Regions from separate parts of the Homo sapiens genome. Here region 1 is linked to region 2. Evidence: chromatin loops called from intact Hi-C (ENCODE). Cell type or tissue: heart right ventricle. All regions are shown on one strand. Links, peaks and the distances in the headings refer to the core of each region. The heading gives the core; the rest is flanking DNA. Region 1 holds the start of LOC124907773 (a long non-coding RNA gene). Region 2 overlaps XPO1 (exportin 1).

The links. Peaks named below come from ENCODE experiments on the same cell type or tissue, not always from the same donor. Only the 100,000 strongest peaks of a DNase experiment are listed, where the experiment ranks them.
Region 1: it touches region 2 in a loop (3-fold over the local background); 17 of 110 quality-filtered maps call a loop at or near these places.

What each region holds. Positions count from the first base shown.
Region 1 is chr2:61,871,077-61,879,447 of GRCh38, reverse strand. It overlaps CCT4 (chaperonin containing TCP1 subunit 4), which reads left to right. Exons shown (of 14, transcript NM_006430.4): 5 at 437-579; 6 at 1,934-2,055; 7 at 2,396-2,528; 8 at 3,214-3,353; 9 at 6,155-6,251; 10 at 6,336-6,446; 11 at 6,860-6,990; 12 at 7,132-7,366. It overlaps LOC124907773 (a long non-coding RNA gene), which reads right to left and starts at 481. Exons shown (of 2, transcript XR_007086334.1): 1 at 399-481. In heart right ventricle, for the core only: no CTCF peak of the experiment used is centred there; no DNase peak of the experiment used is centred there.
Region 2 is chr2:61,480,214-61,488,584 of GRCh38, reverse strand. XPO1 (exportin 1) reads left to right here. Exons shown (of 25, transcript NM_003400.4): 19 at 314-420; 20 at 2,623-2,817; 21 at 4,480-4,648; 22 at 5,494-5,628; 23 at 6,046-6,205; 24 at 7,304-7,400. It overlaps USP34-DT (USP34 divergent transcript), which reads right to left. Exons shown (of 3, transcript NR_185882.1): 2 at 8,002-8,260; 3 at 4,644-5,958. Among named protein-coding and RNA genes, the nearest start is that of USP34-DT, 13 kb to the right of the region's middle. In heart right ventricle, for the core only: no CTCF peak of the experiment used is centred there; no DNase peak of the experiment used is centred there.

The DNA of each region.
Region 1 (8,371 bases), core at 361-8,360, 390 kb before region 2:
AAAAAAAATACAAAAAAAATTAGCCGGGTGTGGTGGCGTGTGTCTGTAGTCCCAGCTACTCAGGAGGCTGAGGTGGGAGGATCACTTGAGCCTGGGAGGTTGAGGCTGTAGTGAGCTGAGATCAGGGCGCTGCACTCTAGCCTGGGTGACAGAGTAAGACCCTGTCTCAGAAAAAAAAAAAAAAAAAAAAAGTATAAAATTTGGTTTTAGTCAAGACCATTAATAAGTGTGTAATCTGTTTTAAGTTGGATGGAAGTAAATTATTAGCCATAGTTAGCAGGTTATTCAAGCCACTATATTACAACTGAAGCATAAGTTTGTAATTAAGAATAGTTAAATTTGTGCTTGCTTTGACATTGAGTAGAAAATTTTTAAGCCATGTCAAATGTGTAGTTTACCTGTTACAATTAAATAACTAGACTTTCACAAATTACAGGGATTCATCCAACCATCATTTCTGAGTCATTCCAGAAGGCCCTGGAAAAGGGCATTGAAATCTTGACTGACATGTCTCGACCTGTGGAACTGAGTGACAGAGAAACTTTGTTAAATAGTGCAACCACTTCACTGAACTCAAAGGTGAGACAAACACTAACGGATACTTGTCAAATTAGTTAAAAGTGTGTTACTCTATGATTCTTGATGCTATACGGTACATAAATACTAAATCTCAAGAGTGGCTAGGTAACTGTTATAATCTGTATAATTGAATTGGTTTAAGATTAAGAGAGGAAATGAGCCATAAGGCTAACAAAGGAGTTAGGATATTTAATATATACTATATCCATTTCCACTTTTCTGTTTAATGCATTGTAACAGTGTTTTGATAAAGCTAGATATTTTAATTTGCCTATAAGAAACCTTTTCCTCCACCAAATCAGAAAGACTGCCATAGATTACTGGCAGTATAGCTAATTTTTATTGAATATTTAATATGGTGGGCATTGTGATAAGTTTTTTACATTTATTGTCCTCTTCAAGGCCCTCAGATAGTCATATCCCCATTTTATAGATGAAAAGAGTAGATCTAGAGGAGTAACTTATCCAAGGACCGCTAACAGAAACAGCTGAGATTTGAACCCAGGACAGGCTGCCCATCGTGGTCCATCCCTTAACTAATACTTATGCTGCTTTTCTTATTTACCAAACTTAAAGCGGTGTTGTGCTTTTAAATTTCTTTGGAACTCATGTCACTTGTTTTCTGTAATATCCTGTGTTTATCCCTTCCTTCCCCTAATCCTTTTTCCTTTTAAAAATCAGTATTAAGTCCATACATTCATTTTGTTTGAATGTTAGGTAGTGTTAGGGACACTAAGTGATACTGTTGGATGTCCTTAGAACTAATACAGATAGTATAGCGTAATGGTTACAAGCACTAGGCATTGAGTCTAGACTGCTTGTGTTTGTTCAGTACTGACTTCACCACTTAACTACGCTGTTTGGCCAAATGACTTAACCTCTTGGCTTCAGTTTCTCCATCTGAAGATTGAATGAGTTAATATGTAAAGTTCTAAGACCACTGCCTGGCATATGTTAAGTGATTGATAAATGTTAGCAATTTTTATCAACCCCTCATCAGGAATGTACATACATAACATTGATGCCTCATCACACATTCATTTTAGATAGAAAATACTCACGTAAAATTAAATTTATGCTTTTTGGATTTCCTGTAAAACTTTGATATTCTACAGTCCCGGCTATTATATTAATAAAAGAAAAAAGCAAGCATACATGTTTTTATTTTGTGCCCCTGGTGACAACCTGAATGGAAAAGACACTTTATGGACTGTCTTCTCATGAGTGTTTCCCTCTTCATACCCACACCCCACTGCAAAAATTATAAGAGTCTTTCTTAAGTATCTTTGTCATTGAAAAATTAGGACTTTTTTCTACTGTGAAGGTAACTTTTTTTTTTTTTTAATAATTCTAGGTGGTTTCTCAGTATTCAAGTCTGCTTTCTCCAATGAGTGTAAATGCAGTGATGAAAGTGATTGACCCAGCCACAGCCACCAGTGTAGATCTTAGAGATATTAAAATAGTTAAGAAGCTTGGGTAAGCATCTCTAATTACAACTTGAATAAAAATTTGAAAATGAGCATCAGATTGCCAAAAATAAATAAAAACACCTAGATGAAAGTCACAAAGCTCTCTTTTCTCTTTTTGGTTTTGTTTTCGTGAGAATTTGTATTAGTATGGGCATCTGGAGATTTTGTTTATGTTACCTTATGATAGTAAGGCAGCAGTGGATCAAAGAGATCCAGGAGTGGGGCAATAATAAATGTGAGGCTGAATCATATTTTATTGGACTGATGACTTTTAATCTGTTCATCTATTAAACGTACAGATGTCCACTCCCTCTTAACTACCCCTCTTTGTTTTCTTTTATCCTTAGTGGGACAATTGATGACTGTGAGTTGGTGGAAGGGCTGGTTCTCACCCAAAAAGTGTCAAATTCTGGCATAACCAGAGTTGAAAAGGCCAAGATTGGGCTTATTCAGTTTTGCTTATCTGCTCCCAAAACAGACGTAAGTAGAATCCAAATGAAATTGGTTCTCTGTGTTTAACTTTTTAATAACTCAGGCATTTCTTTATTAAAAATAGAAAATACTACTAGTGATTTAAAGCAGATCTCAAAAGACTTACTAGAATTGAGACAAAAATAGTAATTGTTGGTGCCACAAGTGACAAGTCTGTATCCTCAGTTGGGATATTGAAATTGAGAGCTAGCCATTTGCAACGATGCCTGTAGTCCCAGCTCCTTGGGAAATTGAAGCAGAAAAATTGCTTGAACCTAGGAGTTTGAGGTTGCAGGGTGCTATTCCATGACCTGTGAATAGTCCCTGCACTCCACTCCAGCCTGGGCAACATAGTGGGACCCCATCTTTTCACTGTTGCTGTTAATTTACAAATTCACACAGATTAGAGAGGGACCCTATCTTTTGAAAACAACTAGGGTAACCATTTTATATTTTTTGGTTATAAAAAATTTACTTGCAAAATGTAAGATACCAGTGTACTTAGTTGAAAATAAAAGACTCAAGTTTGGGATGTGTATCTTAATCCAGACTCTTTTCTATGCATGTCTATATAATTTATTACTTGATATAGTTTTGGTTGAATTTATACAACACATAGTATTTTCGCTTAAAATTCTACTTTTAAACTTAAAATATCTTACAATGCAAATTATGATGTTCTTTTTCTGAACAGATGGATAATCAAATAGTGGTTTCTGACTATGCCCAGATGGACCGAGTGCTGCGAGAAGAGAGAGCCTATATTTTAAATTTAGTGAAGCAAATTAAAAAAACAGGATGTAATGTCCTTCTCATACAGAAATCTATTCTAAGGTGTGGGGCTATTTATTTTGTTCATCCCTTAATGATAATTTTGGATCTCCACTAGCAGTTTATTTTTTCTGATAAAATATATGATTTAAGCACTTACTCTAAGTTCGTATTTCTTAACAGACAACTCTTAGGTGAAACGAAATGGAGAATTTTTATTTTAAAAGCACAGGTAAAATGTTAGGCCTCAATATTGTACCATCATTTGCTCAGACCAAGGGAAAAAATGGTATAAGTTCAGTTAAGATGTCTAGGAAAAGCATTTTAAACAAATATATGACTTGTAAATTCAAAACAATAAAGGTGTAATTTTCTTTTACAAAAAAAAGTAGGTTTTTTAAAATAGCCAACTAACTGCCAGAATGTTGTGTTTTGGCCTTTTAAAAAACTTATTTCTTCGATTATTGGCTTCAGGGTGGAGCCCTTAAGGAACAGGGCCAAGAAAGCATGCAGTTTTTAGAGTCTAAACCACACTTCTAATAGCAATTTTTTTTAATTTTTTTTTTTTTTTTTTTGAGACAGAGTCTCACTCTGTCATCCAGGCTGGAGTGCAGTGGTGCAATCTCGGCTCACTGCAACCTCCGCCTCCTGGGTTCAACAAGTGATTCTACTGCCTCAGCCTCCCGAGTAGCTGGGACTGCAGGCACGTGCCACCACACCTGGCTAATTTTTTGTATTTTTTGAGTAGAGATGGGGTTTTACCATGTTAGCCAGGATGGTCTCGATCTCCTGACCTCATGATCCACCCGCCTCAGCCTCCCAAAGTGCTGGGATTACAGGCATGAGCCACCGCACCCAGCCTCTAAGAGCAATTTTTATAGAAACATTTGAGTTGGGTAAACCACCAGAAATCTGCATTTTTTTTTTTAGCAGTATCATTATTTTTCCTTGCAGTTACAAGCTGGAAAAGCATTATTATGTTTTGATAAAAAGTGCGTAATCTTCCTTTTTTTTTTGAAATGGAGTTTCGCTCTTGTTGCCCAGGCTGGAATCAATGGTGCGATCTCGGTTCACCACAACCCCCGCCTCCTGGGTTCACGCAAGTCTCCTGCCTCAGCCTCCCGAGTAGTTGGGATTACAGGCATGTGCCACCACACCCAGCTAATTTTGTGTTTTTAGTAGAGACGGGGTTTCTCTGTTAGTCAGGCTGGTCCTGAACTCCCAACCTCAGGTGATCCGCCAGCCTTGGCCTCCCAAAGTGCTGGGGTTACAGGCATGAGCCACCACGCCCGGCCCTATCTTCCCTTTTAAATGTAGGATATATAATCTTACCTAGACCAAGGTCCTAAACATCAAGCCTTGTTCTTTTAAAAGCCATGTTGCAGAATTAATTACCTAGTTAAAAGTGGAATTTATTTAAAGGTCTATGCAATTGCTTGCCTTGTCATTTAGAGGTACTTTTTGGGGGAATGCTCTGCATAGTCCATAGATGAAAAGAATTCTCTGAAGTTTGACAGATCACTTTTTTCCTTCTTTTTTTTTTTTTGGAGACACAGTCTCACTCTGTCACCCACGCTAGAGTACAATGGCGCAGTCTCAGCTCACTGCAACCTCTGCCTCCCAGGTTCAAGCAGTTTTCCTTCCTCAGCCTCCTGAAATAGTTGGGATTACAGTCACGTGCCACCACGCCTGGCTAATTTTTGTAGAAATGAGGTTTTATCATGTTGGTCAGGCTGGTCTTGCACTCCTGACCTCGTGGTCTGCCCCCCCTTGGCCTCCCAAAGTGCTGGGATTACAGATGTGAGCCACCGTGCCTGGCCAGTATTTTTTCCTAATAGACGCATTCCCATTTACTCCATTAATGTGCCAGAATGTACTGTGGATGTTCATTTTATATAGTCTTTGAAGACTCAGAAGACTTGGTTCTAATCCCAATCATATAATAGCTACTGACCTTGAGTAAATTGCCCCCCAAACTCAGTTTGCTTATCCGTATAATAGGGATAGTAGTAATATCTACCTTTCTAGTATCACAGAGTTGTTATTCACAGTTCATGGGGAAGTGTAAATTTGTGGAGTCTGAATTAATACTTCTAAATTCATGAAGTATTAATAAGGTTTCACTTCCCAAGATGTGCTCATTTGTTAAGAAAAATGAGGTCAGGCACAGTGGCTCATGCCTGTAATCCCAGCACTTTGTGGGGCCGAGGTGGGAGGATCACTTGAGCCCTGAGTTCAAGACCGGCCTGGGCAACATAGGGAGACCCTGTCTCTATTAAAAATAAATAAATGAGCCGGGTGCAGTGGCTCATGCCTGTAATCCCAGCACTTTAGGAAGCCAAGGCGGGTGGATCACCTGAAGTCAGGAGTTCGAGACCAGCGTGGCCAACATGGTGAAACCCCGTCTCTACTAAAAATACAAAAATTAGCCAGGTGTGGTGGCGGGAGCGTGTAGTCTCAGCCACTTGGGAGGCTGAGGCAGGAGAATCGCTTGAACCCAGGAGGTTGAGGTTGCAGTGAGCCAAGATCGTGCCATTGCACTCCAAGCCTGGGCAACAAGAGCGAAATTCCATCTCAAAAAAATAAAAATAAATAAATAAATGGGGAAAAAATAATGACCTAGTTATTTCGTGTGTTTTATAGTGTCATTGGGGACAGAGTACATTTTAATACTGGAATTGTACTAAAATTTCCAATAGAATTGGAAATCTTAATTTTGACCTTACGAACTTAGTAAACTAAAGCATTTTTCTTCAGAAATAATGATTGGCCATTTAAGAAACAGTAATTAAAACCTTAAAGGCATTTGAAGAGCAAAATTTTTTTAATCTAGCATTGACATAATCACTGATTTTGTATTTTAGAGATGCTCTTAGTGATCTTGCATTACACTTTCTGAATAAAATGAAGATCATGGTGATTAAGGATATTGAAAGAGAAGACATTGAATTCATTTGTAAGGTAAAACATTAACATCTGTATTTGTGGAAAATGTCTGATAATTAGATAAATGTCTTAATTTGTGGATTTGACTGTTTTTTCCAGACAATTGGAACCAAGCCAGTTGCTCATATTGACCAATTTACTGCTGACATGCTGGGTTCTGCTGAGTTAGCTGAGGAGGTCAATTTAAATGGTTCTGGCAAACTGCTCAAGGTAACAGTATTACACTTAAATTTTTATTTGCTTAGGTTTGGGTATGGGGTTTTAGGTTGTTTTTTTTCTTTTTTTGAGACGGAGTCTCACTCTGTCGCCCAGGTTGGAGTGCAGTGGCATGATCTTGGCTCACTACAAGCTCCGCCTCCCGGGTTCATGCCATTCTCCTGCCTCAGCCTCCCGGGAAGCTGGGACTACAGGCGCCTGCCACCACGCCCTGCTAATTTTTTGTATTTTTAGTAGAGACGGGGTTTCACTGTGTTAGTCAGGATGGTCTCGATCTCCTCACCTCGTTAGCCACCCGCCTCATCCTCCCAAAGTGTTGGGTTTACAGGCGTGAGCCGCCGTGCCCGGCCTGGGTGTGGGGTTTTTTTGACCCTTCAAATACTTAATTTGGAATTTGTTTACTGAAGATTACAGGCTGTGCCAGCCCTGGAAAAACAGTTACAATTGTTGTTCGTGGTTCTAACAAACTGGTGATTGAAGAAGCTGAGCGCTCCATTCATGATGCCCTATGTGTTATTCGTTGTTTAGTGAAGAAGAGGTAATGTCAGTGTTACATTATTAAGTAACATTTTGAACATTAAAACTATTATATTCTATTTTTTAAAGATATAAATAGCAAATTATTAAAAATAATTTTCTTTTGGATAAAATAAGCTAAAAATATATTTGTGAATTTCAGGGCTCTTATTGCAGGAGGTGGTGCTCCAGAAATAGAGTTGGCCCTACGATTAACTGAATATTCACGAACACTGAGTGGTATGGAATCCTACTGCGTTCGTGCTTTTGCAGATGCTATGGAGGTCATTCCATCTACACTAGCTGAAAATGCCGGCCTGAATCCCATTTCTACAGTAACAGAACTAAGAAACCGGCATGCCCAGGGAGAAAAAACTGCAGGCATTAATGTCCGAAAGGTAATCATTTAATCTCTAATGTAGAAAATATTGATTAATTTAAAATATTAAAAGCTTTGTAGTCATCTGTTGAATGGAAAGCTCTGTAATGAAAAGCATAATCTTGGATTTAAATATGAGGCCTGCTGCATGTTAATTAATCTATGCCATTGAGTGAGAAGGAAGATGGTGACACCTTAGGGGGAAGTATTATTTGTTCATTAAATCTGCCACTTACTGACTAGCTTTTAGCAAGTTACTTAGTCTGTTCCTCAGTTTCCTCAGGTGTAAAAACAGGGATGATTAATAGTTCCCTCATAGGCCTGTTGTGAGAATTAAATGCATTTCTAGTTAACAAGCTCTTAGATAGATGCTTGGCATATACTAAAGACTGTATAAAAAATCATTGCCCTAGTTAGCATGAGCTAATGTAGTTGTGTAAGGTAATCATATGGTAATAATATCACTTTTTATTAATGTTTTGTTGAGGAGACAAATTAAACACATGATGGGAAAGAACTGACAGTCCAACTTTATATTGTCTGTATGGTACAGAACGCCAAATGATGGAACTATCTGTTTAGGGAAGGCTTTATGAAGATGCACTTTTGGTTGGTAGGGGATGAGGAAATTCCAGATGGGTAAGCAGTGGTTTTACAGGTGAGAAGGACCAAGCAGTTCTTCACCTGTGTAGAGCTGGGATTATATATTAGTGGTATAGTGGGCTTTAAGGTTGGAAAGATCAGATAAAAGCTATTATTAATAGGCCTGACGTGGTGGCTCACGCCTGTAATCCCAGCTGTTTGGGAGGCCGAGGTGGGCAGATCACCTGAGGGCAAGAGTTTGAGACTAGCCTGGCCAACATGGCAAAATTCCGTCTCTACTAAAAATGCAAAAAAAAAAATTAGCCAGGCGAAGTGGCGGATATCTGTAATCCCAGCTACACGGGAGGCTGAGGGAGGAGAATCGCTTGAACTGGGGAGGCAGAGGTTGCAGTGAGCCAACATCACACCATTGCACTCCAGC
Region 2 (8,371 bases), core at 65-8,064:
GGTGATTCTGATTTCTTACACAATGCAGTATAAACAAACCACTTCTCTTCTACTGCCTTAAGTCAAACATTTGATGTTTTTTACAGATTTAAATCAGACCTCCCATTTCCCAAATGACCCTAGACATATTTAAAACAGTTAAGTGTACCTTTCCCTTTTAAAATTAGTCTTAAAGCTTATTTTCCCAATAAATTTTGTGAACTTTTGGCTTTAAACTTTTTAATGGTAAAATGGAATTGCATCTAATGTACACCTGAGTACCACTGTATAAGTTTAGTGGTAAAATTAGATTCCATTTGATTCTGTTTTGTAGGTGAAATGGTTACAAAGCAACCATTGATTAGAAGTATGCGAACTGTAAAAAGGGAAACTTTAAAGTTAATATCTGGTTGGGTGAGCCGATCCAATGATCCACAGATGGTAAGTGAGAGATGCTTTGCTTTTGATTTCTAGTGTTGATGCTGTGTTTTATGGAATATGCTATACTCTATTATGTGCATTTTGCTAATTTAAAGCATATCAACTTTGTGGTTATTTTATGGCATTTTATTTATTGTAGTCCTTACGTTAATATACTAATAGCTGTATTCCATCTTCAAAAGAAACTGCTGTTAATCAGTAGCGAAGGGTGGTGATATGTAACAAGATAGCTAAGAAAATTGGGTCATTTTATGTTTCCATAGATAGGTTAGGAGGATTTAATTAATGGAGTACCGGTGCAGTTTTTGCATTCCTCTTGATTTTTAGAACAATTGCTAGAGCTACAAAGTTGTCATTACTTTACCTCTTTAGCAAAGTGATTGCTTCCCAGATTAAAGGCCTGAAAGTCTTTTTTACACCCTTTTTCCTAAATGATTTGCAGAAAAGGAAATCATTTTCAGTAATAAAAACCAGCTGCGTATGCCTCAACTTGTAAAATTGTGAATTAGTTTTAGGTTTTAACTGTATCGTTTCATTCTTGTTATTCAATTGAGCCTTGGGAGAGTCCAAAAAATTCTAATACTACTATTACTTGGAATAGTGTTGGTTTTTTGTTTTTTGGTTTTTTTTTTTACAAGTGTGCTAGTTATTTTCATAGTTTTGAAATTTCAGTATTGTTTCTTGTTAAGGAAATACTTTTCAGTAAACTTGTTCTGAATATAATTCTTGTGGAATACTTAAGTTGGCTAACCTAAATATCGAAAGGTTCTGAACATGCGTATTATGTGAACAGAACTGTATTTAAAATTTGAAAGCAGAAAGTAAGATGTATTGAAGGAATTGTGATGTTTGTAATTTACAAGAAGCTTGAGCACGTGTCGGGAGCACAGTGGGAATAATACAAAGGGTATCATCTTTTGTAACATTAATGTTAAAGTTTGGGATATTTGTTCACATGAAACATTGTGTTTATTTTCCTTGTCTTGGCTTTTCACGGTGGCTCATGCCTGTAATCCCAGCACTTTGGGAGGCCGAGGCGGGTGGATCACTTGAAGTCAGGAGGCTGAGGCAGGAGAATCACTTGAACCCCAGAGGTGGAGGTGACAGTGAGCCAAGATTGCGCCATTGCACCCCAGTCTGGGCCACAAGTGGGAAACTTCGTCTCAAAAAAAAAAAAAGAACAAGAAGTTACTCTTTAAGTATAACTCAGTTTACTTAGAATCATGAAAATCTTACTGGGCATTGTAGCATGCACCTGTAATCCCAACCACCAGGGAGGGTAAGGCAGGCGAATCACCCCAGCTCAAGTCCAGTTTAGGCAACATGGCAAGATTCAGTTTCAAAAAAATAATAGAAATCCATAGTCTTTCTTATTTTCTGAGAGTAATTGATTGATGTTATTTCTGCTTGTGAAAATACTCACCAGTTAGCATTCATTAGATTAAAACATTAGTCTGAGTTGGGTGGATCACGAGGTCAGGAAATCAAGACCATCCTGGCTAACACGGTGAAACACCCCGTCTCTACTAAAAATATAAAAAATTAGCTGGGCGTGGTGGCAGGTGCCTGTACTCCCAGCTACTCGATAGGCTGAGGCAGGAGAATGGCGTGAACCTGGAGGCGGAGCTTGCAGTGAGCCAAGATGGCACCACTGCACTCCAGCCTGGGCGACAGAGCAAGACTCCGTCTCAAAAATAAAAAGACAGTATTGAGGGCTCGCTTGCTGCCATCTTACATATACAGTATACGTAGAATCCTGATTCTGCCACCTAAGTTGGAGACACCCACTGAATTTTGAGCCTCACTTTTCTTATTGTGAGAGTTTTGTAGCTGGGCATGGTGCTATACCTATAGTCCCAGCTACTCAGGAGACTGAGGCACAAGAATTGCTTGAACCTGGGAGGTGGAGGTTGCAGTGAGCAGAGATTTGCCACTGCACTCTGGTCTGAGTGACAGTGAGACTGTCTCAAAAAAAAAAAGTCTTGAATGACAGTGTGTCCATGAGACTTCCCAACCCATTGTGATTTCCTGCTTTCTTTTGCTAAAAACTGTTTTGACGTAGGAAACCCTAATACAAACACAAGATTTTCCTGTTTTCAGTAGATGATCATGCTACATCTCATAGACAGGAATAACCTTGTTGTTTAAAATAGTCACCATGTACCTAAATTAAAACATAACTTTTTTTTCCCTCCCCAACAGGTCGCTGAAAATTTTGTTCCCCCTCTGTTGGATGCAGTTCTCATTGATTATCAGAGAAATGTCCCAGCTGCTAGAGAACCAGAAGTGCTTAGTACTATGGCCATAATTGTCAACAAGTTAGGGGGACATATAACAGCTGAAATACCTCAAATATTTGATGCTGTTTTTGAATGCACATTGAATATGATAAATAAGGTGTGTAATATTTCAGTTATGTAAGGGGGAAATTCTGCAGGATAGCCTTAATTCTTGAAAGCTAAAGTATGTCTGTGGATATAACATAATTTTAATGCCATGGAGTTTAAATATTTAAACTTGTATATTAGGGAAATACTTTCTTGGTTTTCAAGAACTTACTTCCCAGGAGTTTGAAACCAACCTGGGCAATATAGTGAGACTTCATCTCTACAAAAAGTTCAAAAAGTAACCAGTCATGGTGGCATGTGCCGGTAGTCCCAACTACTCGAAAGGCTGAAGTGGGGGGGGGGGTCACTTGAGCCTGGGAGTTCAAGATGGCAGTGAGCTGAGATTGCGCCACTGCACTCCAAGAAGAAGAATTTACTACACAGAATCTTGATTGGTAAAAAGTAAATATGGAAAACAGATTTTAGCATTCACATGGTATGTAGCATTTATTGAAACCTCATAGGTCGGGGCATCCTTTTATGAACGTAGTTGTATTAATTGGTTTGAATAAATGAGAAAGTAAGTCTGCATGTTTCAATTATAAAAGTGTAGTATATGCTTATAAGAAACTGAAAAATGTGTTAACAAGAGAAAATAGGCTGGCCATGGTGGCTTACACCTGTAATCCCAGCACTTCAGAAGGCCAAGGCGGGCGGATGACCTGAGGTCGGGAGTTCAAGACCAGCCTGCCTAACGTGGCAAAACCCCATCTCTATTAAAAATACAAAAATGGCCAGGCGTGGTGGCTCAACACCTGTAATCCCAACACTTTGAGAGGCCGAGGCCGGTGGATCACCTGAGGTCAGGATTTCAAGACCAGCCTGACCAACATGGTGAAACCCCATCTCTACTCAAAGATTAGGCTGGGTGCCGTGGCTCACGCTTGTAATCCCAGCACTTTGGGAGGCCGAGGTGGGCAGATCACGAGGTCAGGAGATGGAGACCATGGTGAAACCCTGTCTCTACTAAAAATACAAAAAATTATCCGGGTGTGGTGGTGGGCGCCTGTAGTCCCAGCTACTCGGAGAGGCTGAGGCAGGAGAATGGCATGAACCCGGGAGGCGGAGCTTGCAGTGAGCCAAGATCGCGCCACGCACTCCAGCCTGGGTGACAGAGCAAGACTCTGTCTAAAGAAAAAAAATTAGCTGGGCATGGTGCCGCATGCCTGTAGTCCCAGCTACTCGGGAGGCTGAGGCAGGAGAATCTCTTGAACCCAGGAGGCGGAGGTTGCAGTCAGCTGAGATTGCGCCACTGCACTACAGCCTGGGTGACAGAGTGAGACTGTTTAAAAAGAAAAAAGAGATAAAAGATACGTTAAGTGGACACATTTACACGGTAACTTAAATTTTTTTGTAATCTGTAGTGGTGATTTCAAATTAAAAACAAAAGTGATAGTAGTAGTCTTATGGTAATAATGGTTTAGATGAGTTCTCTATTAAAAAGGTTGTCTTTCTCCTTCAATTTGATAACTCATGTGCGTAACGGGACAGTTTCATTTTCCGTGAGAGGTGGATTGTATTTTACTTGGGTTTACCTTTCAGGAGGCATTCTATCTTCTGTGGTTTATTGAAAACTCCAAATATTTATACTGGATTAAGCCTTGCTTTTCCCCTCCTGTCTAGCACAACAAAGACACTGAAACATTATTTTGTTTCCACCACTTATTTTTAGGACTTTGAAGAATATCCTGAACATAGAACGAACTTTTTCTTACTACTTCAGGCTGTCAATTCTCATTGTTTCCCAGCATTCCTTGCTATTCCACCTACACAGTTTAAACTTGTTTTGGATTCCATCATTTGGGCTTTCAAACATACTATGAGGAATGTCGCAGATACGGGTAAATAAAAGATGTTCTTTTATTCATTTGCCTGCCAATCCAAAAATACAAATATAGTTAATTGTACATAGGAAGGTATTACTTGTTCAGAGTTTTGAGTGTGTGAATTACATATATGAACATCTGAGAAAATCCTATAAGCAGTTTAATCAACTGTTCCACTCCACTCCAAGTGAGTCCATAGGCAGAATTGAGTTATGGGGAGAGCGGCCTAGTAATAATTGGTTTGCGTAATACAAAGTTCTACTGGGTAGTGATGTTGTAGAAGTTCATATAGAATCAGCTGAGCTTTCAGAAATGGTGAAAGGGTGGTAATAGTCATAACTTAGATTGTAATTTTTTTCCCATAGGCTTTTAAAAAATATTCATGAGGTTCTTTTTTTATTTCAATAGTTTTTGGGGAACAGGTGGTTTTTGGTTACATGAATAAGTTCTTCAGTGGTGATTTCTGAGATTTTGGTGCACCTGTCATGTGAGCAGTATGAACTCTACTTTATGTGTAGTCTTATCCCTCATGTGTATGAACTCCACCTTATGTGTAGTCTTATCCCTCACCCACTCCTGCCCTTCCCCACAAGTCCCCAAAGTCCATTATATGATCTTTATGCCTTTACATCTTCACAGTTTAGCTCTCACACAACTTATTATAATTTATAAGTAAGCCAGCATTGGATATAGTTGTATTCCATTATTAATTTAAGAAACCTTATGCAAGTAATTATTAGTCATCATCCCAAAAAAAAGGGAGAACAGGGTTAGATTCAGAATACTTTGATAAGAGCTAAATACTATCATGAGTGCTGTCAGTCTGTAGTAACTTTCCATTGGTATTCTATGTCTTTTAGGCTTACAGATACTTTTTACACTCTTACAAAATGTTGCACAAGAAGAAGCTGCAGCTCAGAGTTTTTATCAAACTTATTTTTGTGATATTCTCCAGCATATCTTTTCTGTTGTGACAGACACTTCACATACTGCTGGTAAGAATTTAATACGATTTAAATGTTAAGTGCCAGCTGGGCACAGGGCCTCACGCCTATAATCCCAGCACTTTGGGAGGTCGAGGCGGGGAGATTATGAGGTCAGGAGTTCGAGAACAGCCTGGCCACCATGGTGAAACTGTCTGTACTAAAAATACCATAAAAAAATAAAAGATACAATAAAAATACTGGGCATGGTGGCATGTGATTGCAATCCCACCTATTCGGGAGGCTGAGGCAGGAGAATGGCTTGGACCGAGGAGGCAGAGGTTGCAGTGAACTAAGATTGCGCCACGGCATTCCAGCTTGGGTGACAGAGCGAGACTCCGTCTAAAAAAAAAAAACAAAACAAAAAAAAACGCTAAGATCTATAGTTATATTACATTTTGGAGTTAATAATTTTCTTCTTATCAACAGGTTTAACAATGCATGCATCAATTCTTGCATATATGTTTAATTTGGTTGAAGAAGGAAAAATAAGTACATCATTAAATCCTGGAAATCCAGTTAACAACCAAATCTTTCTTCAGGAATATGTGGCTAATCTCCTTAAGTCGGCCTTCCCTCACCTACAAGAGTAAATATACCTTTTAATAAACGTAGAATGTTCCTGGTCGGGCACAGTGGCTCACACCTGTAATCCCAGCACTTTGGGAAGCCTAAGGTGGGAGGATTGCTTGGGCCCAAAAGTTGGAGACCAACCTAGACAACAAAACAAGATCCCGTCTCTACAAAAAAAAAAGTAGTCAGAAGTGGTATGCATCTGTAGGACCAGCTGTTGGAGAGGCTGAGGCGAGAGGGTTGTTTGCATCCTGGAGTTTAAGACTGCAGTGAGCTATGATCGCACCACTGTACACCAGCCTGGGTGATAGAGTGAGACCCTGCCTCTTTAAAAAAGCAAAAAAAAAAAAAAAAAAAAAAAGGCCACGCACGGTGGCTCATGACTGTAATCCCAACACTTTGGGAGGCTGAGGTGGGTGAATCACAAGGTCAGGAGTTCAAGACCAGCCTGGCCAAGATGGTGAAACCCCGTTTCTACTAAAAATACAAAAAATTAGTTGGGCATGGTGGTGGGTGCCTGAAATCCCAGCTACTTGGGAGGCTGAGGGGGAGAACTGCTTGAACCCAGGAGGCAGAGGTTGCAGTGAGCCGAGATTGTGCCACTGCACTCCAGTGTGGGTGACAGAGCAAGACTGTCTCAAAAAATAAAAAGGCTGGGCACGGTGGCAAACGCCTGTAATCCAAGCACTTTGGGAGGCCTAGGCGGGCAGATTACCTGAGGTCAGGAGTTTGAGATTTGCCTGACCAACATGGAGAAACCCTGTCTCTACTAAAAATACAAATTAGCCGGGCATGGTGGTGCATGCCTGTAATCCCAGCTACTTGGGAGGCTGAGGCAGGAGAATAGCTTCAGAGGTTGCGGTGAGCCGCGATTGTGCGATTGTACTCCAACCTGGTAAACGAGCAAAACTTTGTCTCAAAAATTAAAAAAAAATTCTTGATTAAAAAAAAAAAACATTATTGGGACGCTGAGGCAGGAGAATGTCTTGAACCCGGGAGGCAGAGATTACAGTGAGCAGAGATCATGCCACTGTACTCCAGCCTGGTGACAGAGCAATACTCTGTCTCGGGGGAAAAATAAATCATTATTTAATCATTGTGTTTTGATTTGCAGTGCTCAAGTAAAGCTCTTTGTGACAGGGCTTTTCAGCTTAAATCAAGATATTCCTGCTTTCAAGGAACATTTAAGAGATTTCCTAGTTCAAATAAAGGTATGTATTTATTTGCTCTTGCAGAAATATTAGGGGTAGATGTGACCACTTTTATGTTACATTGTAGAATTTTTATCACTTGATTTGTCATGCCAAATAAATGGGGTTTCAAGATAATACGTTTACACAATCTCTGTAATCAAAAAACCTGAGACTGGTAATACAGTGAAAAACTAAAGTCCAATAAGGATAGATATGTTTGAGATGTTATTCGGATAAACTTATTACTAATGTAATTCATTTTAGGTAGTCTTAAATGTATAATGGAATATTGGGTAAGAAAAACGTTGGTAGTTCTTTTTATAATTTTATACCAATTTTGTTAGTTGAGGGAACTTGTGAAAGTTACTAGATAGAATGTCTTTCTTCTGCTGTTATACAGTGCTTTATTCATACTTTTGGGAAGGGTTTTTCTTTGAACATCTTGCTTTAAAGAAATTTGGAAGTACTGTGAAACCCTAAGTAGTTGATGAATAGTTTATCCATGATTGTTGAATAAGAATTAGTCTCTTAGCTCTTAAATATTTTCTCCAAAATACAAAGGTTTTTTTTTTTTACTGTAAAAATATTAGCCAATTTTTAAAAAACTAATGAAAGTTACCTAGGCTGGGCGCAGTTGCTCATGCCTGTAATCCCAGCACTTTGGGAGGCCAAGGTGGGTGGGTCACCTGATGTCGGGAGTTTGAGACTAGCACGGCCAACATGGTGAAACCCCCGTCTCTACTAATAATACAAAAATTAGCCAGGCGTGGTGGCGCACAGCTGTATTCGCAGCTACTTGAGAGGCTGAGGCAAGAGAATTGCTTGAACCCACGAGGCAAAGGTTGCGGTGAGCCGAGATCACGTCATTGCACTCCAACCTGGGTGACAAGAGTGAAACTTCATCTCAAAAAAAAAAAAAAAAAGTTAACTGATAGCTACGAAGTCAATGATAATATAACTAAACTTAATTTAATGACAGTTATTAATTA